Regions from separate parts of the Homo sapiens genome. Here regions 2 and 3 are each linked to region 1. A link is an interaction called in ENCODE POLR2A ChIA-PET data of the cell type or tissue named here. Cell type or tissue: CD4-positive, alpha-beta T cell. All regions are shown on one strand. Links, peaks and the distances in the headings refer to the core of each region. The heading gives the core; the rest is flanking DNA.

The links. ChIA-PET counts read pairs that join two places held together with the same protein. Peaks named below come from ENCODE experiments on the same cell type or tissue, not always from the same donor. Only the 100,000 strongest peaks of a DNase experiment are listed, where the experiment ranks them.
Region 2: POLR2A ChIA-PET joins it to region 1 with 10 read pairs; 23 of 35 experiments call an interaction of 5 or more read pairs at or near these places.
Region 3: POLR2A ChIA-PET joins it to region 1 with 25 read pairs; 19 of 35 experiments call an interaction of 5 or more read pairs at or near these places.

What each region holds. Positions count from the first base shown.
Region 1 is chr2:96,866,212-96,874,582 of GRCh38, reverse strand. It overlaps SEMA4C (semaphorin 4C), which reads left to right and starts at 4,503. Exons shown (of 15, transcript NM_017789.5): 1 at 4,503-4,707; 2 at 6,660-6,805; 3 at 8,152-8,300. The coding sequence starts at 6,697. It overlaps LOC124908044 (collagen alpha-1(I) chain-like), which reads right to left and starts at 6,209. Exons shown (of 3, transcript XM_047446878.1): 1 at 6,165-6,209; 2 at 5,834-5,998; 3 at 3,460-5,555. The coding sequence starts at 6,209. The coding sequence ends at 4,548. RefSeq lists enhancers at 1-177, 218-277, 844-1,344, 7,914-8,371 and silencers at 4,181-4,470, 4,511-4,610, 4,641-4,710, 4,731-4,830, 5,151-5,310 and 1 more. In CD4-positive, alpha-beta T cell, for the core only: a CTCF peak has its summit at 5,456 (motif pointing right); DNase peaks (open chromatin) are centred at 3,772, 4,492, 5,882, 6,182 and 3 weaker places; H3K4me3 peaks cover 3,641 bases; H3K27ac peaks cover 2,067 bases.
Region 2 is chr2:96,935,014-96,945,727 of GRCh38, reverse strand. The region is part of intron 8 of FAM178B (family with sequence similarity 178 member B); the gene reads left to right. Among named protein-coding and RNA genes, the nearest start is that of FAM178B, 46 kb to the left of the region's middle. In CD4-positive, alpha-beta T cell, for the core only: no CTCF peak of the experiment used is centred there; a DNase peak (open chromatin) is centred at 4,537.
Region 3 is chr2:96,920,502-96,931,215 of GRCh38, reverse strand. It overlaps FAM178B (family with sequence similarity 178 member B), which reads left to right. Exons shown (of 17, transcript NM_001122646.3): 9 at 1,896-2,010; 10 at 7,633-7,726; 11 at 9,562-9,738; 12 at 9,954-10,051. It overlaps LOC101927053 (a long non-coding RNA gene), which reads right to left. Exons shown (of 3, transcript NR_110209.1): 3 at 5,379-7,172. Among named protein-coding and RNA genes, the nearest start is that of SEMA4C, 56 kb to the right of the region's middle. RefSeq lists an enhancer at 3,511-4,224. In CD4-positive, alpha-beta T cell, for the core only: no CTCF peak of the experiment used is centred there; DNase peaks (open chromatin) are centred at 6,275 and 6,705; H3K4me3 peaks cover 1,505 bases; H3K27ac peaks cover 1,102 bases.

The sequences.
Region 1 (8,371 bases), core at 1-8,000:
AAATCACCTTTGAAATTTCCCTTCTTTGTTCTTACTGCCAAGGGCAAAGAGGAAGTAGGGAGGCCTGAGAAGCTAAACAGGGGGAGTTTCCAGTTCTCGAAGGTGGCCCTACCTGGCTCTGAGAAGGAGCCGAGCTGTCCATCAGCGTCGATAACTGGAGCCTTCCTCCCCAGTCCTGGCTCTTGTCCACTGTCCCCTCCTCTACTGCTCCCCAAACATACCCATCCCCAAGAGAGAAATAGATACCAAGGGGAGAGGAGGTGTCGGTGACGACTCAGTCCCTCCAGAGACCTGGCTGTAACCCGAGCAGAGGTGTGCACTGTGAGGTCGCCCAAGGGCGTATGCTGTCCCCTGGGGTGTGTAATGGGCCCTCTCTGGGACTGGCTGGGAGCTGACCAGATCTTCTAAAACTAGTCTGGGATCGGTTAGAGACTCAGCCTCCCCAAGGTCCAGATTTTCACAGTGGTGCTGGCAATGTGACCACTTGCCCTCCAGATCTTTGACTTTTCCAGATCCCTAAGCCCTTGGGAAAAGGCTGGGGGATATCCTGATAGGAGCCACTGGAAAATCCGCATCCGGGGCTGTGATGACGGATGTTTTCCTGCTTCCTTTTGGTACTGGTGACAGGGAGGGGCTGGGAAGGGAAAGACATCCCAGGTGGGCAGCTTTGATAACTCTCCTTTGGAGGAAGTAGGGAGGGAGAGTCCTTTTCCTATGTCCCTAGTCACCTCGGTCCCCAGGCGCGCTGACCCAAGCTTTCTCACTTCCCCATCTGTGGGATGACGGCAGTCCTGGCTGCCTTGGAAATCCACCAGGCAGCGTTCACCAGAGAACCCAGTGTCCACCCAGGGCCTCCCTCTGGCTGCCTCAGGAGAGCTAGTAGGTGAGTAGCTCAAATGAAGGGCAGTGTGGCCCCCAACCAACATCAAGAGATGGGAAGGGGGACTTGCTTTTCAGGAAAGACTCTTTAGGTCATCTCTAGGGGCTGGCCTGAGCTGCTGGGTGATCTTTGAAGACCCTTGAGAGTCATTTAGCACAATTTCTGTGTCTTTCCTTGACACGACCACAAGCAGTTGTCAAGGCCTGAGTCCCAAAGTGTGGATACCTTCCATAGATATGCTAGGCCCTAGGGAGACTAGTCAGGTACGTGCACCTCCCCCCACCCCCGGTACCTGTATTAGTAATTTTTTTATTAATTGAAGACCCAGAAATCTTTTTTTTATATCAGTTGTACTTTCATTTAGAAGTATGAATCATGAGCAAGTAGTCATGCAGGAAATTGTATCCTCTGCCCACCCACCCACAGAAAGGGCCAGTGCTGGAATGGACAGAATACAGCAGGAAGTGCATGAAGGTGGAAAAGGGGAGGGAGCTGGGAGCTTATCTCCGAGAGCGTTTGGGAGGATAGGCGCGTGGAGTCTGTTAGCTGGAGGCTTCTACATTCCTGGGCCTCCAGAACCCAAACGCCTGCCGCTGCCCTGCCAGTGAAACCAAACCGGTTGCCTTTTGAAACTTTCCACTGAGGCCACCTTGGAGTCAGAGCCAGCGAGCTCAGGTCTCTCCTGGTAACCTTCACACCTAGAGGTGGGGGGATGGGGGAGCAGTATTGAAGGTGAGGAAAAACAGCATGAAATGGAGCATTGTCAGGATAGATGGTGACTCTGTGGAAAAACAGAATCGGGAGTCCCAAGACCTGATTTAAAAATCTGAACTTTCCAGTCTGAGCAATATAGCGAGACCCTGTCCCGTGTATGATGGTGTGCACCTGTAGTCTTGGGAGGCTCACGTGGGAGGACCGCTTGAGCCCAGGAGTCTGAGGTTACATTGAGCCATGACTGTGCCATTGCACTCCAGACTGGGCAACAGAGTAAGACCCCGTTTCTAAAAAAGAAATTCTGACCTTTTTATCTCCATGACTTGGGGCTAGTTGTTTAATCTTTTTTAATTATCTCCATGACTTGGGGCTAGTTGTTTAATCTTTTTTAATTATCTCCATGACTTGGGGCTAGTTGTTTAATCTTTTTGACTCATCTCCAAAAGGGGAGCAACAATACTTATTTTTTTAATTTTGTCGAGGCAGGGTCTCGCTCTACAGGCTGGAGTGCAATGGCACAATCACAGCTCACTGCAGCCTCAACCTCCTGGGCTCAAGCGACCCTCCCACTCCAGCCTCCTGAGTAGCTGGGACTTACAGATGCATGCCACCACGCCCCCGCTAGTTTGGTTTGTTTGTTTGTTTGTTTGTTTGTTTTTGAGACAGAGTCTCCTTCTGTTGCCCAGGCTTGAGTGCAGTGGAGTGATCTTGGCTCACTACAAGCTCTGCCTCCTGGGTTCACGCCATTCTCCTGTCTCAGCCTCCCGAGTAGCTGGGACTACAGGCGCCCGCCACCACGCCTGGCTAATTTTTCTGTATTTTTAGTAAAGACAGGGTTTCACCATGTTAGCCAGGATGATCTGGATCTCCTGATCTCGTGATCCGCCTGCCTCAGCCTCCCAAAGTGCTGGGATTACAGGCGTGAGCCACCCCTCCCCGCCACGCCCCGCTAGTTTTTTTTTTTTTTTAATTTGGGGCTGGGCGTAGTGGCTAATCCCAGCACTTTGGGAGGCCTAAGCAGGTGGACCACCTGAGGTCAGGAGTTCGAGCCCAGCCTGACCAAAACGGCGAAGTCCCATCTCTACTAAAAATACAAAAATTAGCTGGGCATGGTGGCGCATGCCTGGTCAACATGGTGAAACCCCGTCTCTACTAAAAATACAAAAATTAGCCAGGTCTGGTGGCAGGCACCTGTAATTCCAGCTACTTGGGAGGCTGAAGCAGGAGAATCACTTGAACCCAGGAGGTGGAGGTTGCAGTGAGCCGAGATCGCGCTATTGCACTCCCGCCTGGGTGACAGAGTGAGACTCTGTCTCAAAAAAAAAATAATAATAATAATTTCTTTTGTAGAGACAGGGTCTCAGTATGTTGCCCTGGCTGGTCTTGAACTCCTGGGGTCAAGTGATCCTCCCATCTCAGCCTCCCAAATTACTTACTTTTTAAAGGGTGGTCATAAGGGTGAAGTAAGAAAATGTACATCAAGACAAGCTGCAAAAATCTAAAGCACAGAACACAAGTGAGGGCACTTGCATCTCAGTTTACCCTCCGCTTGAATAGATACGGGGAATAAACTAAACACGAGGGTGACACACCTTCTCCCACCTTGTCAGCTGAAGCAGGAGGCCTTCCCTGCCCACCCCATGGTCATTATCTCCAGCATCTCCAAGGCCACAGCTTTTTTTCTTTTTCCTAGTGGAAAAGAGCTGGGAAACGTGGCTTTGGCCAGCAAGGGAGAAGGGGCCATTATGTGTACCAGCAAAGACCCGATTGTTACTGAAACCAAACTGGGCTGCTTTTCTCAATTATCTCCACCACTTTTCTGGTCTCCACTTTTCAGATGCCAAGTTTTAACCCAGAACAAAAGCTGCTGTCGGACTGATTTATAATCCAGATCTGCTGACGCAGCCTGAAGTGTTCCTCCCCTCCAGGACTGCACCCTGGCTTAAAGTTACCTCCAAACCTCAGGACGTCAAGCCCCTTCACCTCTGCCTTTTGCCCCTAGCCAGGAGGTAGCATCTGTCTCCAGGTGCCCGTGGGGTGTCCTCCATGAGGACCACCTCTTCTAACCACCTGCCCAGCTCAGAGGACCAGCTGGCAGGAAAGACGCTGCACCGCCCATGAGGCCAGAGCTACAAGTTGCTTCTAGGAGTGGCTGTGGGCGGAGGCTGGTGGTTCTGAAGGTGGCGGTGGTTCTGCAGCGTGGCTCCCCACAGCCCCTTTCATCTGAACAGTAGGGCTCATGCCACTTGTTAATCAGCCTTCCAGTGGCACGAGGAGTCATTTTCTGGGGATAGGCGCTTTGCCCAAAGCGTGAGAAGCAGGAGCAGGCCCTTTCTGTTGATTGAAGGGTCTTCCTGGCTGGTGAAGCCCTTTCCAGACTTGAGGGCAGGGACCAGTGGTCCTCGGGGCCTAGAAAGAGGCAGAATTGGGGGCCAAACGGCAGACCCCTCTGGTCCGCCCCAAAAGACGCCTCGGTTCCCCCAGCGTGCCTCCCCTGGATACTCGCCTCGACGTGGCTCGCCCGCGGTCGTTCCTGCAACTGCACGGTCGGGAGTCCCTCTCCCCAGCCCAGCCCGCCCGGAGTCTTCGGGGGACACTTCAGAAAGATCGGGTGAGTGTGATTCCCCCGTGGCCATACCCGGAGTCCCTCCCCCGCCCCACCTCCCTCCAGGCGCTGTGGCGCAGCCCGCGACTCCGAGCCCCGGGGCTGCTGGACACCCGGAGGGGTTGAGGTCCGGGCACCCAGAGAGGCGGAGGTCCGAGCCCCCGGGCGGAGAGCGGGCGGGTCCACAGGTCGCTGCGGGTCGCAGCCCCCTCCTGAGCGAGCCTTCGCGGCCCGCCCCCGGCCTCCGCTCGACCCCCCCAGCCTGACGTCAAGGGGAAGGGGGCGGAGAGCCGCGGCCGCGCTGGAGAAAGAGCCGGCGCCCGCCGTGGTGGCGCGGGGAGCCCGAGCCTAGGGGCGCGGAGCCGGGCGGGGACGGAGGGGCGGTGGCAGAGAGGCCGCGGAGGGCTGGCGGGCGAGCGCGGGCAGGCGGCGACGCGGGGGCAGGGGTGGACGGCGGTCAGAGCCGAACGCGAGGGCGGCGCCCGGGGACTGGAGCTGCGCGCAATAGGTGAGCGAGGCCGGGCTTGCGTGAGGCTGGAGCCGCGGGGCCCCGGAGCCGCCGCTTTGTCCCTTTGCTTGGGCAGGGGCTGCCGGACGCGGGAGGGACAGGGGCTGGGGCGCGGGGAGCCGCGGCGGCGGAGACGGCTGTACGCGGGGATCCTTCCTGCGACCCCCGCGGCTGCTTCGCAGGGTCTCGGGAGTGGGGCGCACAGCACCTGCAGCCCCGCAGCCCCGGGGCCGGAGGGGCGCGCCAGCGAGGGTTCCTCGCGCGGTCCGGTCCGCGGCCGGGATCCTCGCCAGGCTCCTGGACTGCCCTCGGCGCTCCCACCCCCGATGGAAAGTTTGGGGCGGGCTTGGAGGGAGGCCGATGTTGTGGGATCGGATTTCCCTGCCGCGGCCCCCCGCCCGCCCGCCCATTCCGCTGGGGAGGCGGGTTGTCCCGGAAAGCCAGGCCCCCGGGCCGAGCCGGGCCGCGCCGTCCCCGGCTGGAGCGCTCGCCCTGCAGGGAGGGCCGCGGTCCACGGCTGGCCGCTCGGGGTGGGCGAGGGTGTGGGGTGCCCCGCCTGGATCCCGCACCCCTCCCCCCAACCCCTCCTCCCGGCTGCCCGTTTCCTCGCCCTGGGGGGAGCTGCGGGTGGGAGCACCGCTGCCGGGCGGATCCTCGGAGCACGCCACGGGGTGCGGCCCGATCCTCGGGTAAGGAGCCGAGATGAGGCCGCGGGCGTTTTGGGGGGCTGGTCTGGGGCGCAGCCCCCGCTCTCCCGCGCCGGGGCTCTGGGCCGACAGGGGGCGTCCGCAGGCCGGGCTCGCCACGCTCCCCGCGCCGCCGCTTTGTTTGCGTTCAAATCCCTGGAGCTGGGGGAGGGGAGAACCCGGGGGGACCCGGGACGGGGTCTTGGCGGGGACCCTTTGTTTGGGGGTGAGCAGGTCCCCAGCTTCTGCGTCTCCGCCCCTGGCACGGGAAGGCTGGAGCAGGGGAAGCCAATCCCGCTGGCCCGCCCAGGCCAGGGTCCCTGGGGCGCAGTCCCCGAGTTGGGAAGGTTCGTCAGAGTCGCGGGAGCGCAGCGGGTGCCGGCCGTGCGCGGCGCGTTGCCAGCGGCCCGGGAGGAACCCCCTCGCGTCCCCGCCCCTACCTCCCCCCGTCGCCTGCGCGCGCCGCCGGAGTCCCCGACTCGACCCGAGCTCGGTCCCCCCACCGCCCCTCCGCCAGAGGGCTGGTGTTTCGGAGGAGGCAGTGCGAGGAACAGGATGAGGCCCTGGTCATTTCCACGCCCATCCCACCCACTTCCTGCCTCCCTCTTGGGCAACAAAGGGGCCTCGGGAAGCTGGGCCCCTTCGCTCCCGGCCCTTCTCACACTCCTGCCCTGCTGATGTGGAACGGGGTTTGGGGTTCTGCAGGGCTATTGTCTGCGCTGGGGAAGGGGACAGGCCGGGACCGGGACCTCCGCTCGCAGCCGGCCGCACCAGGTTTCCCCTTTGGGGCTTTCCCGACCGCCTACCCCACCGCATGCCCTCGTCGCCCTAAGGAGTCTTCCTCCCAGAATTAGGTGTTGGCAGGGTCCGGAGCCCCAGTGGCTGCAAGGCCTGCTGCCTGAGGTTCTTTCAAGAAACTCAAACCTCTTAGGCCTGAGTGTGTATGTTGGGCGGGGGTCCCCTTTTTATTTCTCAAATGATTTCCTGTTGCGCAGAGGTAGTGGTGGGTCTGGAGGCCAGGGAGGGCTTCCCGGAGCCTGTTTAGCCTTCAGCCAACTCAACTCCTCCCCGCTTCCCAGGGAGACCTGTGGTCTTTTAGGCAGAGGCCAAGTGTGGGGACTTAGGTCCACCTCCAAAGAGAAGGGGAAGGAGGGCACCGGGGCTCCTGGAAGGCCTGATGAGGAGTCCTGTGGCCTCTCCTGCTGCGGGCCCCTCTGGTTTGCTTTCTCTGGCTGTGATTTCTGACCATGTCTTTTCCCTCAGCAGGACAGCTGGCCTGAAGCTCAGAGCCGGGGCGTGCGCCATGGCCCCACACTGGGCTGTCTGGCTGCTGGCAGCAAGGCTGTGGGGCCTGGGCATTGGGGCTGAGGTGTGGTGGAACCTTGTGCCGCGTAAGACAGTGTCTTCTGGGGGTGAGTGCCTGGAGGGGTGAGGAGGAAGTCAGGGACAGGCTGCTGAGGAGTTGCCCCCATAGTGTGCTGGCTTTATTCTCACGTGTGTGGCACAGCTTTCTAAGAAACTCGAGTTGGAAGAACGGGCAGTGTGGGTTGGGACCTGGGATTAGCCTCCTCTGGGGGAGCTCTGTCCAACTCCCCACCCCAGACTGCCTGCCCAGGTGTGGGAGGGGGAGAGCCTTCTGCCTCGCCCTCTCCACGCCTCGCTTCTTGAATTGTCACTGGCGCTGGGAGCCTAAAGAGAAACTGGAACCGGGATAAATATAAACTGGAGGCTCTCTCCCCTGGCTCCCCAGGCCCCCCTAAGACCTCCTACTGCCCTGTACACATCATACACTCTGGTGGCCCTGGAAGTGTGTGTGTATGTGCACATGCTCGCATGGTTGCCGGGGCACAGCGGGGACCCAGCAGTGCTCCCTGTGCACACACCCGTGTGAAAGGTGATGTCAGGTGTTTGTATCAGCCGTGCGCTCTGGGGACCTGGGATGAGCTCACCTCCCACAGGCTCCACTCGGGTGCCAGTGAAGCCCTGCCATGCCGGTCTGTGTCTGGATCCATTGTTGCCTGCAAAGACTAAGGCTGGTTTGGGGGGACCCTGAGGACAGGTCGGCAGCCATATTTGGCAGCTGATGTAGGAATCACGTGACTGTATAAATGTCGTAGTGCCCTGCATGCCGGGTGGCAGCAAGACTTCCCAGGCCCCAGCCCCATCTCCGCTCTCTGAGCCTCTGGTTTCTCCGGACCTCCCTGGCCTGGCTCACAGCCCAGCTCCCCTCCTGCCATCCCCACCTGTCCTAGTGGCCTGCTGTGCTCGCATCTCTGGCAGCCTGGATTGGGGTCCTGCTGGAGTGAAGGGTTTCCTGAGGCAGGGAGTACTCATAGCCGTCTGTGCCTCCTGCTCTGCTGGACTCTGATAGAGGCAGTGGGCAGCAGGGCAAAGAAGGAAGCAGCCGCCGAGGAAGCGAAGGTGGGGTGGGGGTGCCCAGCCCTGCGGCCGGAGGTGCCATTGACCCTGAGAGCAAGAGCCATCAGTCTGATGGCTTCCTCTGGCCGGAAGCTGTGGCTGAGATATCCTTCCTTCCTCCCAGCAGCCTGGATTTGCCTCCTCCCAGGCTGGGAAAGGCTAGGGAGGCCCAGGTGGGGCTGTCAGGGCCAAAGGCTGTTTCAAAAGTGTCCTTTATTGCCAATCAGGGGGTTTGGCTGGCATCTGCTTGTGGCATGGGGTGCTGGCTCTCGTGGAGCAAGACTGAGGGCTGTCGAGCCCCAGGGGTCCTGCCCATCAGCAGCCATGCTTACCCCTGCAGAGCTGGCCACGGTAGTACGGCGGTTCTCCCAGACCGGCATCCAGGACTTCCTGACACTGACGCTGACGGAGCCCACTGGGCTTCTGTACGTGGGCGCCCGAGAGGCCCTGTTTGCCTTCAGCATGGAGGCCCTGGAGCTGCAAGGAGCGGTGAGAGGTGGGGCAGTGGGAGGCAGTCGGGCCTGCCAGAGGGCAAGGCCCAGAGGGGCTGTGCTTGGCTA
Region 2 (10,714 bases), core at 1,443-9,442, 70 kb before region 1:
CTAAGGTTAAATTAGATCCAGGATTGATGCAGAAGGAAGTCATTTCCTCAGGGTTTCACTAATAGCCTAGGGCTCTGAGTGTCTGAGAGGACAGCAGGCCTCTGGGGCACAGAGCTCAGGATAGACTGGGGCTGCCTCCCTTCACCCGTATCTATGATTTGTGTGTGCGCGCGCACGTGTGTGTTTGTGTGTGTGTGTTCAAGCCGCTTCTCATATGTAAACAGGAGATTTGTTTGTGTGTAAACTTCCATCCTTTCCTGGAGTTTGTGGTGACCAGCAGTTCTTCCCAGACTATCCTAGGGAGATTCTTACGCACTTGCCTTTATCCCAACCTGCTGAGTAAGGAAAGAGTTGAGGGGACCAGGACTTAAGAGCATTGACTATTACGGGTGTGCTCTAGTGACTGGGGCTGAGGGCCCGAGTGTCCCAGGGCACTCTAGTGTGTGTGTGGGGGGTGGGGCGGTAACGGAGAATTGTATTCCTGGATTGAGAAGCAACACGTGTACATGTCAGCTGTGCAGAGAGCTCAGTGCACTCAGAGAAGGGATACTCTGGCACATTGCCATGCCTCATTGCAGTGAGCATTCATTTATTCAGCAAAGACACATTGAGCACCTCCTTCCTCAAGCACTTCGCTAGATGGCAAAGAGAGGATCAGGGATTAATAAAGTCCTGTTCTCAGGAGGCTAATAGGTGGGAGGGGATTAAATGAGCAGCGACCATCAGAGACAGAAAGGAGGCAACGGGAAGAGGAATTACTTGTAGTCAGGTAGGTTTGGGATGTGGGGAGGCAGGAACCAGGAAGTGCTTTGTAGAAGATGAGACAGTTGAGCCATCTGTACCAGAAAGCAGAGACTGCAAACTCAGTTGCCTACGGGGACTGAGTGAGCAAAGTCTGAGAGCTCCTGCCTGATGTAAAGGGGCTGTCCACATCAGGTTTGGTGCAGGTAAACGCAGGTCTGGTATTCCCAAACCTCTTCATTTTCAAGAGAAGCCACATTTTAGTTAGGTCGTATTTTGACTATTGATAACAAATACCAAGAGCAGTTTGTTAGCTCACATGACAAGGAATTCAGAGGCAGGTGATTCTGTGACACGTTCAGTAGATGCGCAGTCTCAGGGCTCTGGATTCTGCATGTGTCTTCTCACTACTTCCTCTCCGGGTTGCAGAATGGCTGCCGTAGCTGCCACCACCACTGTGTTCTCAGGAGACAAGAGTGTTCAAGGCAGCAAAGGAAAGGATGGGACATACGAGGTCACTGCTTCTCATACTTTCCCCTCTTTTTATCAGAACAGTTTTTCCATTTTGTTTCATTAGAACTGGGGTCACGGGCTTTAGAGGTCACTTGCCATGTTGTTTGTCTGTCCAGTGCCCTTTGAACATCACGGCTATGTCTGAAGAATTTCCAGCCTCATGAATCCTATCCCTTTAGGGTTGAATGCATGAGATTTACTCTTCCAGTCTTTTTTTTTTTTTTTTTTTTTTGAGATGGAGTCTTGCTCTGTCGCCCAGGCTGGAGTGCAGTGGCACAATCTCGGCCCACTGCAAGCTCCACCTCCCGGGTTCACGCCATTCTCCTGCCTCAGCCTCCTAAGTAGCTGGGACTACAGGCACCGCTACCACACCCGGCTAATTTTTGTATTTTTAGTAGAGACAGGGTTTCACCATGTTGGCCAGTCTGGTCTCGAACTCCTGGCCTCAGGTGATCCACCCACTTCAGCCTCCTAAAGTGCTGGGATTAGAGGTGTGAGCCACCGCGCCCAGCTGGGATATAGATGTTTATGTGAGATGTCCTGTTGGTAACTAACTCAGTTAAAACAACAAGAAAAAACCACCGCGAACCCATCTGCAGACTCCATTCAATTCAGACCACTGATCTGCAGCCTTTGGGCGGAGTATCAGGGTATACAGGGATGCAAGGGAAGCAGGGAGCAGTGGGAACAAAGACGAGGTGGAAGAGTAGGGGCTTTCCTTGAAGGGAGCAGAGGAGGAAATAAGACGAGGTCTTGAAGGCCAGGTCTTGAAGGATAGTGGGGGCCATTGCAGGCACAATGGAGCTTTATTAATATTTGTCAAGACCAGGATGGAATGGTTGGTTGTTTTAAAGATACAATTCACATAACATACAACTCACCCTTTTAAAATGTAAGATTCAGTAGTTTTTAGTATACTCAGAGTTGTTGAATCATCACCACTGTCTACTTCCAGAACATTTTCATCTCCCCAAAAAGAAACCTCTTAAAATGTGCTATATCCATAAAATGGAATACTATTCAGCCATAAAAAAGGAAGGAGTGACATATGCTATAACATGCATGAACCTTGAAAGCGCTGATAAGAAAATGGATACGAAAATTTCATGCCTATTCTGAAATGTCCAGAATAGGCAAATCCATAGAGACCAAAAGTTGATTAACAGTTGCCAGGAGATAGGGGAAGAAGGAATGGGGAGTGACTGCTGATGGGTAAGAGGTCTCTTTTTTACCAGATATGTGATTTGCAAATGTTTTCTCTCATTTTGTGGGTTTTCTTTGTAATCTCTTGATAATGTCCTTTGATGTACAAAATTTTAAAATTTTGGTGAAGTCCAACATATCTATTTTTTTCTTTTGTGGTGTCAAAATTACTGACATCATTGTCTAATCTCAGGTCATGAAAATTTTCACCTATGGTTTCTTCTAAGAGTTTTATACTTTTAGCTCATAAATTTAGGTCTTTGATCCATTTTGAGTTCATTTTTGTATGTGGTTTGAGACAGGAGTCTAGCTTGGTTCTTTTGCCTATGGATATCCAGTTGTCTCAGCACCATTTGTTGAAAAGACTGTTCTTTCCCTATTGAATTCTGTTGGCACCCTTGTTGAAAATCATTTGACCATAAATGTAAGGGTTTATTTTTGAACTCTCAATTTTATTCCATTGGTTTATATGTCTACCCTTATGCTAGTACTCTAAATTTGTTATTACTATAGCTTGTAGTAAGTTTTAAAGTTGGGAAGTATGAGTCCTCTAACTATACTTTTTAAAAATTTGTTGGCCAGGCTCAGTGGCTCATGCCTGTAATCCCAGCACTTTGGGAGGCCGAGGCAGGCGGATCATGAGGTCGGGAGATCAAGACCATCCTGGCTAACACAGTGAAACCCCGTCTCTACTAAAAATACAAAAAAAAATTAGCCGGGCATGGTGGCAGGCACCTGTAATCCCAGCTACTCCGGAGGCTGAGGCAGGAGAATGGCGTGAACCTAGGAGGCGGAGGTTGCAGTGAGCCGAGATCGCACCACTGCACTCCAGCCTGGGCGACAGAGCGAGACTCCGTCTGAAAAAAAATTGTTTTGGCTGTTTGGGGTCCTTTCCATTTCCATGTGAATTTTAGGACCAGCTCGTCAATTTCTGCAACATTGAAAGCTGGGATTTTAATAGTGATTGTCTTGGATCTATAGATAACTTTTGGGTACTATTGCTATCTTAATAGTAAGTCTTCCAATCCATGAACATGGGATGTCTTTCCATTTATTTAGATCCTCTTTAATTTCTGTCAACAATGTGTTGTAATTTTCAGTGTACATGTCTTACATTTCTTTGGTCAAATTTATTCCTAAGTATTTTATTCTTTTGGTGCTGTTATAAGTAGAGATGTTTTCTTAATTCCTTTTCAAATTGTTCATTGCTCATGTGTAGAAATACAGATTTGTATATATTAACCTGCTGAACTTGTTTATTAGCTGTGATAGTTTTTTTGTGGTAGAATTTGGTTTCGAAGGCAAACATACTCTTGTGCAACTAGTTGATTAAGAGAAATGAAATGACCTCAAGTTTCTTTAACAAAAATGTTTTAGCTGAGCTGGTATATGACTGTCCGTTAACCTAGTGCCAGTCTTGAAGCAATGTCTTCGGAAAAGGAGCTCTATCAGCGAGATCAAAACGCTTTAGAAAGGAGTAGAGCTTGCGTAGGTTCTTTTCCATTTGCTTCCAAGACAATTGTCCATTTTTACCTACCCATTTCATTCTCTGTTGGCTTCTATAATATTTGTGTAGGAGGAGGGGGATATAATAAAATAGAATGACCCTGGCCAGTACATTCTTTGGATATTTTGAAAGTGGGCGAGACGTTCAGCTCCAAGAACAGAATTCATTTCACGTTCTTGAGCAGGGTCTTAGGACACTTTGTTCTTCCTCACTTGATCATGCTTTTCCCTTTGTTCTCCTCGAGCTCTGGCCTCGTGGCCACTGGGGCCTTGGGTTTCCGTACAGGCCTCATTTTGTGGGTTACTTTCTTTTCTGCCGTTGCCTGTTGCATTCTCTTTCCTTCATCTCTCCCTTCCTTTCTTTATTCCTCCTTCCCACTCCTCCTCTCAGAAAGCATTCATAAAGTTGCTTCTTGTAAAAGGAATAAAATGGAAACAAGATGGCCAGCAATCTTACCACCCAGGTAACCCCTGTTGTTATTTTTTAAACTACTCTCTGTACCAAGTTTAGCAAATTTAAATAATAGAGAAAGATGCAAAATAAAGAGTGAAAGTCTTCTTGCCAGCCACTCCCCACAACCACTTCCTCCTCCCAAGTACTCATTAGTACAGTTTCTTGTGATTATTTCCCGGCACAAAATGAATACACAATACACATTTCATCTATATTTGTATGTTTATATGTTTATCTATACCGTATTTCTTTCGCCACATTAGTATCCATCTGAAATTACCTCCAGTGCCGATTGCTCTTCCCAGAGTTTCCCAGTTCTCCCCACTGGTGTCTGGAGAGGCCACAGCCTGCACAAGGCAGGTCAGGTGGGGCTTTCTAGACCACAGGTCCGCCGAGTGAGGGTCCTGGAGGTGGGATGAGCCACTGGGGTGCAAAAACAAAAAATTAATACATATTTCTGTTTTAGCTCATCCGTCTTTAAAAAAACTTATTGAGGCATAACTGAATACATTAACTTGCAGACATTTGAAGTGTATAATGTATACACTTACATATGTGCCTGTAAAATCATTGCCACAATTGAGCTAGTGAATATATTCCATGGCCCCCAAAAGTTTCCCTATGCCTCTTCATGATTGATCTCTCCTCCACCTCTTGTCTGTAGGAAACCACTGATCTACTTTGTCACTACAGGTTCGTTTGTATTCTCTAGAATTTTATATAAATGGAATTATGCAGTAGGTACTCTTTGTGGGCTGTGGGTGGGGAGGGTCTGGCACATTTCACACGGAATAATTATTTTGAAATTTAAGCAGTCTTTAGTCTATCAGGTTGACACTCTCTGTTCTTCACCATCTTATTAGGAGATGTCCTCGCCCCACCCGATCTGCCTCTCTTGTGGTTTGCAGGACAGCCTCCTGCTGCAGGAGGTGGGAAGCGAGCCAGTCAGAGCCCCTGGAGTGGAGGCCCCACGACCTTCTCATCTGCAGGTCGCGTCTCCTGTGGCGGTGGCAGCAGCAGCTGCCCATATGTGTGGAGCACTTAAGTGCCTGGGCCCTGGACCCCATACCGTTCTCATGCCGGGTGCCCTTTACTCCCTGATTCCACAGGGCTGGTCCCATTGTCCTCAGGCCCAGAGAGGCGGGCTGGGATCCAGGTCTGCCACGCCAGCTGCACTCAGTCCCCGTGCTGGTGCTGTGAGAATGTTGTCTAGACCCAAATGGGCAGGAAAACACTTGGAGGACCACCCAGGAGACCCCAGGGCCCAGCTCCCTCAGAGCTGTCATGTGCTTGGCATAGTCCTTTCAAAGTCTCCAATTAGAATTTGATAACAGTAATTCAGCGTCATAATTGATCTCTGTTTTTTAAAAACATTATTCTTGGATATGATAATAAAAGCAGTTTAATTGAAAATAATAGGTGACATTTCCAGAGAGCTTAATTTGTGCTAGGCACCAAGCCCAGGGCTTGGCCTATCTCATTTAATCACCACAACAACCCTACAAGTAGATACCATTATTGTCCCATGTTATAGGTAATTGGGGGCTGGAAAGCCTGCCCAAGCTCCTACTGTGTGTGCAATGCGTGCCATCTCCTCTGTGGTCAGCCAGCCCTTGTCCAGCTCATTTTACCTCACCCTCTCTGACTCTCTGTGCTGCGACCTCTCTGCATTTCTTTTCTTCCATCTTCCTTCTGCCACAGGGCCTTTGCATGTGCCAGCCTCTTTACCTGGCATACTCTCCTCCTTCCCCTCAGCAGCTCTCTGACTTTGCCTTTGTTTTTTTGTTTGTTCATTTGTTTGTTTTGTTTTGTTTTGAGATGGAGTCTCACTCTGTCGCCCAGGCCAGAATGCAGTGGCGCGATCTCGGCTCACTACAAGCTCCGCCTCCCAGGTTCACGCCATTCTCCTGCCTCAGCCTCCCGAGTAGCTGGGATTACAGGCGCCCACCACCACACCCAGCTAAATTTTTGTATTTTTGGTAGACACAGTGTTTCACTGTGTTAGCCAGGATGGTCTTGATCTCCTGAGCTCTTGATCCGCCCGCCTCAGCCTCCCGAAGTGCTGGGATTACAGGGGTGAGCCACCGCGCCTGGCCTTGTTTTGTTTTGAGACAGAGTCTCACTCTGTTGCCCAGGCTGGAGCGCAGTGGCATGATCTTGGCTCACTGCAACCTCTGCCTCCCAGGTTCAAGTGATTCTCCTGCCTCAGCCTCCCGAGTAGCTACGATTACAGGCACGTGCCACCATGCCCGTCTAATTTTTGTATTTTTAGTAGAGACAGGGTTTCGCCATATTGGCCAGGCTGGTCTCCAACTCCTGACCTCAAGTGATCCACCCACCTCAGCCTCCCAGGTGCTGGGATTACAGGTGTGAGCCACCACACCCGGCCTGACTTTCTTCTTAACTCCATCTCTTCCTCTCTGTTATGGACTTCTCTGGCATCACCTGCTCAAGGAGGCCTGCCCTGCGGGCGTGTGCCGCCTCCTTGCTTCTACGCTTGGCTCCCTTTTCCACTCGTGGCTTTAGTCATAGTTGATGGTGGGTTCTTTGATTAATATTGTCTCTCCCAATGGGCCGTGAGCTCCAAAGTACGGGGACCATGTTTTTGTTTTGCTTTTAGTTTTAGTTATCTGTTGGGTTCCTGGCAGCTGTGTGAGCAGGGACACTGTAGGACCCAGGTGGTTTTTGTTGAATGAGTGGGTGGGTCTCCAGAAACACTGCGTCTCCCGGTGGACAGCAGCATCTTTTCCAGATAGCTGCTCTGATCCTGTGGCCAGTCAGCTGTGGAGCTGGGTGTACCAGAGAAGCTCTGATGTGCTCTCTGGTCCTCCAGCTTCAAGCCCTGAGGTCTGTTGGCCCTGTGGGGGCAGGCATGCATGCTTTACCCCAGCTCAGCAGGCATCTCCAGAGTCTCCCTGCCTGTGGCGCACTCAGCTCCTGTCCCCACCACTACATTCCACCACCTATACAAGGGGACCCTCAGGTACTGCGCCATTAGTAGCTCGTGAGGCCCAGGTGAGTTCGTTCCCTTAGGACAGTACCTGTCATCAGGAATTTTTAAAGCTCTCAGGTGATTTTTATGTGGAGCTGGGGCTGAGATGCTCCAGGTTTTGAGAACTTTGGCCAAGTGCACAGACCTCTTGCAGGAGAGGTGGCCAGGCAATAGTGGGGGTTTTGCCCACCACTTTAGCTCAGGACTCTCAACCCCCACTTTTAAAATGAGGTGCAAAATAAATTTAAGTGACTTAAACTCGGAGAGCACTTTTTTGTTGTTGTTGAGACAAGGTCTCACTCTGTCACCCAGGCTGGAGTGCAGTGGTGGCATCAGGGCTCACTGCAACCATGACCTTGACCTCTCGGGCTCAGGTGATCCTCCTGCCTCAGCGTCCTGAGTGGCTGGGACTACAGGTGCGTGCCACCACGCCCGGCTAATTTGTTTGTATTTTTTGTAGAGATAGGGTCTCACTGTGTTACCCAGGCTGGTCTCGAACACCTGGGCTCAAGCGATCTGCCTGCCTGGGCCTCCCAACTTGTGGGGATTATAGATGTGAGCCCCCGCGCCCAGCCCAACACTTCTTAATGTTTGACTTTTAGACTCTGATCAGAGGATGGCTGCAGCTCCCCCAGTACTGAGCCTCCGGCCCTGGCAATTTTCAGCTATGGCTGAGCGTTAAAAAGTATGACGTCTGTGTCCTACCCTCTGAGATCAGTCTGAGGCACAGCCTGGGCATTAGCATTTTAAAGCCTCCCCTCCTGATTCCAGTGGGCATCCAGAACTGAGAGCCCCTGGGCTACTGAGCCACGGGCAGTTGGCCTCAGGTGCGGCGAGAGGGGAGCCGGGGCTGGCATCTGAGGATTCCTGCCCACCCCCACCACCCTCATCATCCACCAGAGCACGGGAGTGTGGCCCTGAGTAATGCTCCGGAGCCAGGGCCACAGCTTTCCCTAGCTCAGTGGAGCCCAAACTTGGCTGTGTATTAGAATCACTTGGAAATTTTTTAAAATTCCAAAGCCTAGTCCACACCCCAGACTAATTAAACCACAATTGCTGGGGGGTAGGGCACAGGTGGCAGTAATTTTTGACACTCCCTAAGTGATTCCAACATGTGCAAACAGGCCAGGTGTGGTGGTTCACACCTGTAATCCCAGCACTTTGGGAGGACAGAGGCAGGAGGATTGCTTGAGCTCAGGAGTTCCATACCAGTCTGGGCAACATAGTGAAATCTCGTCTCTACTAAAACAACAACAACAACAACAAAACCTGGGCATTGTGGTGTGTGCCTGTAGTCCTGGCTACTCTGGAGGCTGAGGCAGGAGGATAGCTTGAGCCCAGGAGGTTGAGGCTGCAGTGAACCACTGTGTTAGGCTCTCAGCTGGGTCCTTGATTGAGATGAGAGCAACCACCATCATCCCTTCCAGTGCCGGGTCTGCTGTGCTGCCCAAGAAATGGTGTGTGGAGACCCCCCTCCTGTTGTTATTTTTTTAAAGAACGCTTTTGTTAGCCAGGTGTGGTGTCTCACGCCTGTAATCCCAGCATTTTGGGAGGATGAGGTGGGCGGATCACCTGAAGTCAGGAGTTCGAGACCAGCCTGGCCAACATGGCAAAACCCCGTCCCTACTAAAGATACAAAAAATTAGTCAGGTGTGGTGGCAGGCGCTGGTAATCCCAGTTACTTGGGAGGTTGGGGCAGGAGAATCGCTTGAACCCAGGAGGCAGAGGTTGCAGTGAGCCAAGATCATGCCATTGCACTCCAGCCTGGGGGACAGAACAAAGCTCTGTCTCAAAAAAAAAAAACAACCAAAAAAAAAAAACCCGGGCGTGGTGGCTCACGCCTGTAATCCAGCACTTTGGGAGGCCAAGGCGGGCAGATCACAAGGTCGGGAGATCGAGACCATCCTGGCTAATATGGTGAAACCCCGTCTCTACTAAAAATACAAAAACTTAGCCGGGCGTGGTGGCGGGCGCCTGTAGTTCCAGCTACTCGGGAGGCTGAGGCAGGAGAATGGTGTGAACCCGGGAGGTGGAGCTTACAGTGAGCAGAGATCATGCCACTGCACCCCAGCCTGGGCAACAGAGCGAGACTCCGTCTCAAAAATAAATAAATAATAAATAAATAAATAAAAAGAAGAATACTTTTGTTGTTGTATTTTTTTTTAATAGCCTTTATTTTTTAGAACAGTTTTGGGCTTACAGAAAACTTGATCAGAAAGTAGTTTCTGTATACTCATTCTCCACTCCCACCCACCCACCAGTTTCCTCTATTATTTACATCATATGTTAGTGTGTATATTTGTTACAATATCAATACATTATTAACTGAAGTCCATAGCCTAAATTAGGGTTGTGTTGTGCAGTTCTATGGATTTTAACAAATGGCCAGGCGTGGTGGCTCACGCCTGTAATCTCAGCACTTTGCGGAGCCGAGGCACGTGGATCACCTGAGGTCAGGAGTTCGAGACCAGCCTGGACAACATGGTGAAACCCCCTGTCTACTAAAAAAGTACAAAAATTATCCAGGCGTGGTGGTGCATGCCTGTAGTCCCAGCCACTTGAGAGGCTGAGGCAGGAGAATTGCTTGAACTTGGGAGGCAGAGGTTGCAGCGAGCCGAGATCGTGCCACTGCACTCCAGCCTGGGTGACAGAGCAAGACTCCGTCTCCAAACAAAAATTAAAACCTGAAAATCCAAACTGGGAGAGAATCTGATAGATTATTCATTTAGGGACATTACTGGGAAACTCTTAGGTTGAGTCTAAACCAGTCTCAACCTTTTGCTTTCCAAACTTGGAAGGGTAGTTTGCTACTGCTACCTTCCTGAGTCGTGCTGAGGGAGCCCTGTATCCTTAAAAACAACCAAGAATGCATGCTTAGGTGGCCAAGTGAGAAGGCGATTGCCTGGAGCTGAGCCGTAATAGCTGGGCCTCTACCAGCCGTGCTGGACCGTGATGTGACCTGGAGCATGAGAGGCACATGCTAAGAACAGCAGAGCTGAGAGACGGGCTCCTGAGATCCTGCAGGTACAGTTGGGTCTCTGCACCGGCTGTGACCTGCCTACTTGCAGACTTCTTTTTTGTCAGAGAATAAAATTCTTTTTGAAGGCCGGGTGGGTTTTTTTCTTTTGTTTTTGTTTTTGTTTGTTTGTTTGTTTTAATTTTGTTCCATTTTGTTATTTGTAGCCAAACCTAATTCTAGCAGATATGAGTGGTTCTGTGGTTTGGCACAATGTCGCTCTGTCACGCATACCGGGGGCCTCGAGTGCTTGCTGGTATTAGGTGACACCAGGCAGTGGTGTGAGTTA
Region 3 (10,714 bases), core at 1,486-9,485, 55 kb before region 1:
GAATGGTGAAGTCTCACGTATGTGCTTCTGATGTATCCCTAACCCAGCTTCCAGGTTCTTGAATCTGATGCCCCACCCATTGTCAAATTTAACATCTGCCTTCTGGATACTGCCAGCCCATCTTATGACTTGTTTTCAGTCTCCCTGTTTTGGTCCATTTGAGATGCTATGACAAAGTACCTTAGTCTGGGTAATTTATAAACTGGGAAATTTATTGCTTACAGTTCTGGAGGCTGGGAAGTCCAAGATCAAGGTACCAGCAAATTTGGTGTCTGGTGAGAGCTGCTCTCTGCCCCAAAGAGGAGGTCTTCTGGCCAATTCCTTATGTGGCAGAAGGGTAAAAGGGGCAACCAGCTCCCTCAGGCCTTCTTCCTTTATCAGGGCACTGATCCCATTTGTGAGAGCTCCATTCTCATGACCTAATTTTCCTCCCAAAGGCCCCACCTCTTGATGCTATCACACTTGGGATTAAATTTCAACATATGAGCTTTGGAGGCTATACATAAACACTCAGAACATAGCACCCTCTTAGCTGTGTAGTACTTGGTCAGATTTGTTTTGGATTCTCTCCATTCATTCATTCTAATTCTTCCATGCACCGGCCACGTTTTTAGGCATGGGGCCTGTAGAGATGACCAACACAGATGTGGCCCCTGCCCTCGTGGGACTCCTGTTCTACCGGGGAGAGACAGAAGGAGAAGCAAGTCAACTGCTAAGTCGGACAATGCTGAGGAATGAGAGCAGAGTGGAAACATAGGCTCTGTCCCTGGATGAGGTGTGGGAGCTCACGGTGCAGAGAACACATGGGGCAGGAGGTCTTGGGCAGCCATCCTTGGAGAAGACGTCTGGACCCATTCTTTTTTATCTTTCTACTCTCCCACTTATAAAAATGTCCTTAAGTAGTCTGACAGAAAAAAAGGCCCTGAGTACCTGAGTATGTAAGGTTCTCCCTGTTTGCTGACGTGGTCAGATTTTTTTTTTTTTTTTTTTTTTTTTTTTTTTTTTGGAGAGACGGAGTCTCGCTCTGTCACCCAGGCTGCTGGAGTGCTGGAGTGCAGTGGCTCTATGTCAGCTCATTACAACCTCCACCTCCCAAGTTCAAGCAATTATCCTGGGACTACAGGCTCATGCCGCCATGCTCGGCTACTTTCTTTTGTATTTTAGTAGAGATGAGGTTTCACCGTGTTGCCCAGGCTAGTCTCGAACTTCTTGAGCTCAGGCAATCTGCCTGCCTCAGTCTCTGAAAAGTGCTAGGATTACAGGTGTGGGCCACTGTGCCCGGCCGATGTGGTCAGACTTTATCATGAATGTTTGGTTAAATTGGGCAAGGGAAACTGGTCCCCATAGCGCACACTTGCTTAGGAGACACGCCCCAGGCTGTGGGAGGCAGGCGAGGTGTGCTCCCAGCAGGGATGGTGGACTAGGGATGCCCAAATGTTGCAGCAGCAAGAGTGCTGCAGAGGCTGCAGTGGGCTGAGTGTCAGCCTCGGTGCTTTGCAGCAAGAGAGTCTAAGGACGTGAGCCTGGTGTCCAGTGAGCCTTGTAGCTCGGGGCCTCTGGCACAGGACTCTTCGTGTCACTTGGCTGTGGGCAGCCGAGCACCCTGACTACTGCCTGATGTGGATGGCCAGATGGTCAGGGAGTGGTTGACCCAAGTGCAGCCATACCTTGAAGACCAGGTAAGAGAATATTCAAGAAAACATTGAAATTCACAAAGCCCCAGAAGTACTTGGAAACCACCAGTTGCTTCATTTCCCCAGATAACACCTGTGGTGTCAGAGAAGGCAAAAACTGGTTATCTTGGGCCAGGGGTCACGGCCAGCCCCTTCAGTGGGAGTGGTGCACCCTGCCCTCCGTTCCCCATTCTAACTCTCTGCTCCCTTTTGGCCTGACAGATGAAGACAAGCACCTGTGGTGCCCCTCACTGCAAGAAGTCAGGGAGGCATTCCACAGCCTGGGTGCCCACAGTCCTGCCCTGTACCCTCTGGGGCCCTTTTGGCACGGTGGCAGGTGAGTACTTCTGCTTCCTCACTGCCTTTTTCTTTCATATTTTTTAAGAGACAGGGTCTCTCTCTGTCACTCAGAACTGGAATACAGGGGTATAATCATAGCTCACTGCGGCCTCCACCTCCCAGGCTCAAGTGATCCTCCCACCTCAGCCTCCTGAGTAGCTGGGACTACAGGTACGCACCACCACGCCTGGCGAATTTTTTAATTTTTTGTAGAGGTGGCGGGGGGGGGTCTCCCTACGTTGTCCAGGCTAGTCTTGAACTCTTAGGCTCAAGCGATCCTTCTGCTTTGGCCTCCCAAAGTGCTGAGATTACAGGTATGAGCCACCCCATGCCCAGCCACCTGTTCTCTTGTTTGTTTGGAAGTTGCTGGACTCAGGCTGTATCCCATGTGTAGGGAATTACAGAACAACCACACACCCCCGCCTGAGGATCTGAGTATCACACCAGGAAGGAATTTCCTTGCTCCCAGCCTCAGGGAGATGGGAAGCCCCCAGGATGGATGAGCCTGTTTTTGGCACTTCCTGACTCAGCCCCCGCTGCCCCCACTCTCTGGTGAAACCCAGACTTCACAGCCTGGTTAGTATCCTTGCAGACACGTCCCAGTCCCTTGAGTCTCTTCAAGCCGCTTGTTTGGCCCGTTACCTAATATCCACTCAGGAACAGCAGGGCATGCTTTTATGTTCCCACAACCCTCAGTTTTGTGTCATGAGTGCCCCCGTTGAGCCCCGGGCTGACTTGCTCGTGGACAGTCATGATCATTTGCCTATGCCTGGTCCCTGCCTGTGGGGAGGAGTGCCACGTGATGCATAAATAGCTCTGGTGGGCGGATGGCGACTTAGCTTAAGGTCGTAAAAGTGTTATATATCGTCATCTTGTTCTACAAATTTTAGCACATCCAAACTCTCTTGAGAACCCTTGAAGAAGGTGATTTGAGATGGAACAGAGTGTTTTGAAGCCTGGAGGGGCTGTTGTATAGGACTTCCCCCCATGCTTCCCGCTGACAATCCGTCAGCGCCAGGAGGTGCCAGGCCCCCCTTCCCTCGCCTCGGCGGGCAGATGTTCCTCTGCATGGAAAGTGGGAGCTCTCCTAAGAACCTGTTCCACGACTGTGTTTAGCAATTGTCTGCCAAGCCAAACCACACTCAGCTCTGCTATAAATACCCCACACATGTGCCAGCCTGCCGTGCTCCTGCCCCTTTCCCTCCCGGAGCTCGCAGCTCCATGTCTGGTGTAATGAGCCACTTGCCTCCTCCTGGCACAGAGCTGCAATCGCACACCGTCTTGGATGAGCGGGGGAGAGAATTACACTCAGAAAGACAAATGAACGTCTGAGGCAGGCAGGGGCCGTGGAGTCCAGAAGAGCCACTTGTGACTGCTGTGATGAGTGTCCCTGTGTCCTCCTGGGAGTGGGAGGCGGCACTGGAGACATAGCCACTGGGTCTCGCTCTGCTCTGCAAAGAGCTGCTTCCCCCACTGCCTCCCGGTTCTCCCAGGATTTGACTGCGGCTTGCCCTTCATGCTGCGTGACAAATCCGTTGTCTCCAGAGGCAGAGTGGGCAGGAGAGATGAGAACTGTGGCCCTTTAAACACATCATCTCAAGTACTTTGGGACACAAACCCCGGCACGCAGACTTCAGCTTTCCCAGGCGCAGTTAAGCCTTGTGTGGGAGGAAAGCAGGGCTGTGTTGTCCTAGATCGGGCCCAGGGAGCTGCCAGGGCCTCATGTCGTGTCCCAGACACACCGTTTTAACATCTACCTCTTTTGGGCCCCAGACCTTGGCCTGGCGTTGACACCATTTCCCATCAGAGGATTCAGAACTACCCTCGAGGACCTGGCTGACAGCCGCAGGGCTGATTTCCCTGCTCCTGGCTCTGGGAGCAGGCTGGGGACCACCGGTCAAGCCCCTCAGGGCTGGGGAGGCTTTCCTGCCTGGAGCCCCTCCCCATGTCTTCCTCGGGGTAGGAGGATGGCGAAAATGCCTGGGTAGGTTTCCTGGGCTGCTGCGTTGTGTCATGGATTGGAGGGTGACCCCTCCGGAGTATTCGGGAAGCATCAAGGAGGTTCCAGCATCTCCTCCCCAAGGGTATGGCATCCTTCATGGATGCATGGGCCACAAGAGAAACCCCACGGCAGGCTATCTTCTCCCTGTGTTCCTTCTCGTCCTGGCTCCTCACCAACTCAGAGGCTGTCTTGTGCGAGCTGGCTCCGCCCAGGCATCTTTTTTCTGCTGACTTCCAGGGATGCCTCCATCCAGGGGAACGGATACCTCTGGGGCTTCTCCTGGGCTACCCACAGTGCCTCACAATGGCCAGGGCTCAAAATGAGGGCCTCAGACATCTGTGCATGTCCCCACCGTAACTGGGCTGTCTCTTTAGTTGCTCTGAGAAAGACAAGTCTTCCCACATTTCTTCCTAATCTCGGATTTCCTTAAAAGCCATCACCATCTCCCATCTAGCGCTTCCAGATTTCCTTTCAGAAAGATGCAGTCCTTCCGCAGCTGGGCCATGCAGATCTCCTGGCATCCAACTTGTTGGAAACAGTGGCCCTCTGCTCAATGATGAGACTGGGGAGGGGAAACAGGAGGACATTTCAAGGAAAGGATGGAGCGTGGATATGAATGGGAAGCGGGTGGTGGGGGAGCTCATCAGCATCCTCAGAGGGGCTCATGCCCACGCTGCAACACAGAATGGGACTTGCCAGGTGCCCCCATCTCCCCCAGGAGCACAAAGGAGGTCTTTAGGTAGCTGTGCATGGTCCTCCAAGGCTGTTCCTGCTACCAAGCCCAGCTGAAGTTAGAGCCCTGCTCTGATGCGCAGGCCTGGCCGCTGAAGACCAAAAGTCTGGAGCTGTTTCCTGGTGCCAGAAGCCTTGGCCACTTGGTTTTCTTTTCTTTTTTTTTTGAGACAGAGTTTCACTCTTGTTGCCCAGGCTGGAGTGCAGTGATGCCATCTCGGCTCACTGCAACCTCCGCCTCCGGGTTAAAGCGATTCTCCTGCCTCAGCCTCCTGAGTACCTGGGATTACAGGTGCGTACTACAATGCTTGCTAATTTTTGTATTTTTAGTAGAGATGGGGTTTCACCATGTTGGCCAGGCTGGTCTTGAACTTCTGACCTCAGGTGATCCACTCACCTCAGCCTCCCAAAGTGCTGGAATTACAGGCATGAGCCACCATGCCCCGCCAGCCACTTGGTTTTCAAAGGAGCAGCCTGGTGCAGAGACCAAAGGGGTAAATACATGACAATTAACACATTGACAGGGCGTCCTATCAAGTGAGGGGGCAATTGATTAAAGAGGCAGCTCTTGGTTAAGGTGGTAGTGGTGCTCATACACTGTACCTGCCATCTTCCCTCTGAGAATGTCAGAATGCCATGCAGATGGTAACTTTATTATTTTTTCAACTTTTGGGGGAAGAAGATGCGGAGACCTGGGTAGAGGCCAGTGACATGCCCCTTGTAAGGTTAATGAGTATTGAACGGTGTCTCCGAGACAGAAACCCAGTTCCTAGGTGCTGGCCACAGACCCTGGAGCCAGGCGTGGGACCAGTGAAGCTGCTTTGCTCATAAGAGTCCAATGGTGGGACCATCAGCTCACTCTAACCTGCTAAGCCCAGGAGGGGAGCAGGGATAATAGATAGGCCGTTGAATTCCCGGGCTGTGGCCCCTTGCTGGCAGCAGTGGTGGAGTTTCGGGGATCAGCTGATGCTGCAGCTCAGAACAGCAGCCACAGATGCCAGCAGTTTAGTCAAGTGATTCCTCTGAAAAGCGAGGATTAGAGGACCCCCATTATGTTGCCCATTAGTCCATGGGCTCACAAAGTTCTGGAACTCTGACCAGCCAGGCATTCACTTGGGAAGGCTGACATTTCTTTCCAAGGAGGACAGGGCTCTCCCCACAGCCACACTCCTCTCTGCAGCTCAAAAAACACATGTAACCACCTCACACCTTCAATGTTCCTTCTCCCCTTGGCAGCGTCTCTCTTCTGCAGATGTTTGTAGTCGACTCTGAGTGCCCCGTGCTGAGAAACCTGAAAGCACACCCACCTATGGCTGCGCGTGTTGCACGCTCAAGGCTGGTACGAACCAGAGCTTCCCCTCACGTACTGGCGCAGGCCCAGCCTGCGCCCAGATGTGCAAATGCCAGCCTTACCCATTCAGTTAGGGCCCTAATAAATGCTGAAATCTGGAAGAAGGACTGAGCCCAGCCACAGTTTCCACTCCCCCACCAAGTTTGGTTTGTCGGCACCAACTTCCTGGTACCTCGGAGACAGATCTCTCCTCCTTCCCCTCTGAGCCCAGCGCCAGTGCCAAGCAGAGAAGAGCAGAGACTTCACAGGAGCTGTAGGACAGTGCTCTTCCTCCCCTGTGCCAGGGGGCTGCCTGGAGCCTGCTGTCATCAGCAGTGTGGTTGTCATCAATATCTTCACTTACCACTGTTAGCAGGAACCTTAAGCCGTTTCTTAAGAGTGGAGAAGTGGGTGAGACAGCAGAGGGGACCCTCATCATAAGCTCACTTAACATACTTGAAATCAACAATGTACATTCGGCCATACGATGAAGGTGATCCCGCCCAGGCTCTCGTCCTGTGAGCGCGTGCCTGGGAGGGAGGCTTGTGGAAAGGGTGATGAGACTGCCATCCACAAAGCCCCACCGAGGTCCCCCTCACCGTAAGCATCTCACCACCCTGCGTGTGGCTTGATCTTTAAAGGGGGGGATTTTTCTTTCCCCAGCCCTGGTCTCTAACATCATCTGGTGCTCAGCCAGATTGGGTCCGTCACTCGGGGAAACTGGCCATGCAGGTCTTATCAGCAGACAGCACATCAGCTCAGGGTGACACCTTTGGAGGGGGTTTTCAGGGATGTTTTGTTCTGATTTCCCCCATACTTGCTGGCTTGTGAGCCAGCCCGTGTCAGCTACCACGTGGTGCACTTTGCAGTGTATGCAGGCTCACCCTTGTCGAACGGACCCAGGGAGAACTCACGGACTTTGGGGGGATTGGAAGTGTGATTTTCTGGTTTCCAAGTCCTGGAAAACTAAAGCTCGAGGCCTCACCTGAACGGTAGCATGTGGGAGCCAGTCCCCAAGGAGCCCCCCTCCATGTGTCCCCCATTCTTAGAGTTCACATAGTTCTGTAGCCTCCTCCTACACCAAGTCAGGTCGGCCCTGTGTGACCAGTAGAAGAGATGGGATGTCACTTTCGAGGTTAGGTTGTGGAAGGTTGTGGCTCTGTCTTGGGCATATTCTCTCTCCCTCTCTCTTTCACCACTGGCTTTGGAGAACCAGCGGCCATGTGGAGAAACTCTGTGGAGAGGCCCTGGGGCCTGTGGATCAGTGACCAGGTGAGTGAGCCGGGAGGCAGGCCCTCCAGCCTGTAGGCTCAGGTGACCGCAGCCCCACCCAACATCTTGAGGGCAACATCCGAGAGACCCCCGAGCCAGGACCACCCAACAGAGCTGCCCTGGATTCTTGGCCCTCAGAAACTCATGAGATCATCTGTGTGGAAGAATTTGCTGTGTCCAGCGGATGAGCAGCCTCAGGGCAGCAGTGTCCCACTTTGCGCCTCACTCCTGCCCCTGTGCCCCCTCCTGGGTTTCCCATCGTCACTGTTGTTGTCTTACCACAGGGTGCTTCCAGGCGAGGCTGGCCTGAATGAGAATGAGGAGCAGGACGCTCCCCAAGAGATTGCCTTGGACATCAGCCTGGGCCACATCTACAAGGTGAGTCAAGCCGCCTGCCTCATGCAGGGCACTCTCGGCTTACAGTTCAGACCCATTCAGCAGCTAAATTCCAGGAGCATCACGGAGAATCTCCGGCGAGCTCAGCACCATGGCAGGCACTGTGCTGGCTGTGGGCCGGATGCTACAGAAACTGTGTTATCGGACACGGGTCCTGATCTAGGCCCCAAGAGAGAGTTCTTGTACAAGAAAGAATTGGGGCCAGGCATGGTGGCTCATGCCTGTAATCCCAGCGCTTTGGGAGGCTGAGGCAGGTGGATCATTTGAGGTCAGGAGTTCCAGACCAGCCTGACCAACATGGTGAAACCCCATCTGTACTAAAAATACAAAAAAAAATCAGCCGGGCATGGTGGCGGACACCTGTAGTCCCATCTGCTCAGGAGGCTGAGACAGGAGAATTGCCTGACCCTGAGAGGCAGAGGTTGTAGTGAGCCGAGATGGCACCACTGCACTCCAGCCTGGGCGACAGAGCGAGACTCCATCTCAAAAAAACAAAAAGGCTGGATGCAGTGGCTCATGCCTGTAATGCCAGCACTTTGGGAGGCTGAGGCGGGTGGATCACCTGAGGTCAGGAGTTCGAGACCAGCCTGGCTAACATGGCAAAACCCCGTCTCTACACAAACTACAAAAATTAGCCAGGCGTGGAGGCTGAGGCAGGAGAATTGCTTGAAACTGGGAAGTGGAGGTTGCAGTGAGCTGAGATTGCACCATTGCACTCCAGCCTGGGCAACAAGAGAGAAACTCCATCTCAAAAATAAAAAGAATTGGAAGCAAATCCATAGAGTAAAATGAAAGCAAGTTTATTAAGAAAGTAAACGAATAGGCCAGGTATGGTGGCTCATGCCTGTAATCTTAGCACTTTGGGAGGCCAACGTGGGTGAATCACCTGCAGTTAGGAGTTCAAGATCAGCCTGGCCAACATGGTGAAACCCCGTCTCTACTAAACATACAATAATTAGTCGGGCGCGGTGGCGCGTGCCTGTAATCCCAGCTACTTGGGAAGCTGAGGCAGGAGAATTGCTGGAACCCGGGAGGCGGAGGTCGCAGTGAGCCAAGATGGCGCCACTGCACTCCAGCCTGGGTGACAGAGCAAGACTCTGTCTCAAAAAAAAGTAAAAGAATAAAGAATGGCTACTTCATAGGCAGAGCAGCCCCAAGGGCTGCTGGTGTAGTATTTTTATGGTTATTTCTTGATTATGTGCTAAGTAAGAGGTGGATTATGAGTTTTCTGGGAAAGGGGTGGGCAATTCCCAGAACTGAGGGTTCTTACCCTTTTTAGACCATATAGGGTAACTTCCTGACATTGCCACGGCATGTGTAAACTGTTATGGTACTGGTGGGAGTGTCTTTTAGCATGCTAATTCACTGTTATTAGCATATAATAAGCAGTGAGGCCGACCAGAGATCACTCTGGTCATCATCTTGGTTTTGGTGGTATCTGGCCAGCCTCTTTACTGCAACCTGTTTTATCAGCGGGGTCTTTGTGAGCTGTATCGTGCCAACCTCCTATCTCATCCTGTAAGAATACCTAACCTCCTGGGAATGCAGCCCAGTAGGTCTCAGCCTTGTTTTACCCAGCCCCTATTCAAGATGGAGTTGCTCTGGTTCAAACGCCTCTGACAAGCACACTCTCCACACCTGTGCCTGCCACCCAGGACCCTGCAGGGGCCTCACTGTTTCCTGAGCTCCTACCCAACATGGCCGCGGGGCTCACAGTACCATCCCTTCTGCCTAAGTGTCTCCCAGGGAACTGGTCCTCGAAGTACTCTCCCGTTCCCCCATGCCCTGGCCACCCCTGCCCTCTTTTCTCTCTCCAGTTTCTGGCGCTGTGTGCCCAGGCCCAGCCGGGGGCCTACACTGATGAGAACCTCATGGGACTGATTGAGCTGCTGTGCCGCACCAGCCTGGACGTGGGGCTCCGCCTGCTGCCCAAAGTTGACCTCCAGCAGCTTCTCCTCTTGCTCCTGGAGAACATCCGGGAGTGGCCAGGGAAGGTACTAGACGCCCAGAGCCTGGTCCTCATACAGCTTCATCACTAGGGACCAAGGTGGCCCCTAGAGTGCCCTGGGTGGGGATGGCACTGCCTGGAGGTCATCGGAATGTCCCTGATCTCCGTGACTGCCCACTTACTCCCCTGTGCGGGCTGGGTGGCGAGAGCAAGGGGAAGGCGGTGTCCTCCTGTAGCCCATGGGGTGCCGTTCTCCTGCAGCTCCAGGAACTGTGCTGCACCCTGAGCTGGGTGTCTGACCACCACCACAACCTGCTGGCCCTCGTGCAGTTCTTCCCAGACATGACCTCCCGGAGCAGGTGCGTGCTGCTCCCCCGCTGCCTCCTCCCTCTCACACGCATCTCTTCGGGGTCTTGTAGGGATCCAGAGTCCTCCCCATCAGCCCCAACAAACCTCCCCTGCCCAATTTCTAATCCCCAGGAGGGAGAACTAAAAATATAACTCACTAATGAGTTCTTTACAAATGAAAAAAAGCTTAATTTTCTTAACATGGTCTTATTAGCAAAACAATTGCCTTGTGCAATTAGCTCCTGCCTGCAGGGCCCCCACTCTCCTTTCTTTGGGGCTCCCTCCCCAGTCTTCAGCTCCTCCTCGTCATTCAGACCTCAGCTGAATTCTGTCCCCTGATCACCCGACTCCCACTCGCACACTCTCGATTCATCCTTCTGTTTTCTTTTCTGCCTAGCATTTACCCATGCCAGAAATTATGTTACTCTTTGTTTCCTTGTTTATGGCTGTGGCTTTCCTCGAAGTTACCTCTACCAGAACAGCTACCTTGTCAGGGTCACTGCCATATTGTCCCAGATCTAGAACAGTGCCTAGCGTGCTGTTCGGCGCTCTGTAAATTTTTTTTTTCTTCTTCTTGAGACAGAGTCTTGCTCTGTCACCCAGGCTGGAGTGCAGTGGTGCGATCTCGGCTCGCTGCAAGCTCCACCTTCTGGGTTCACGCCATACTCCTGCCT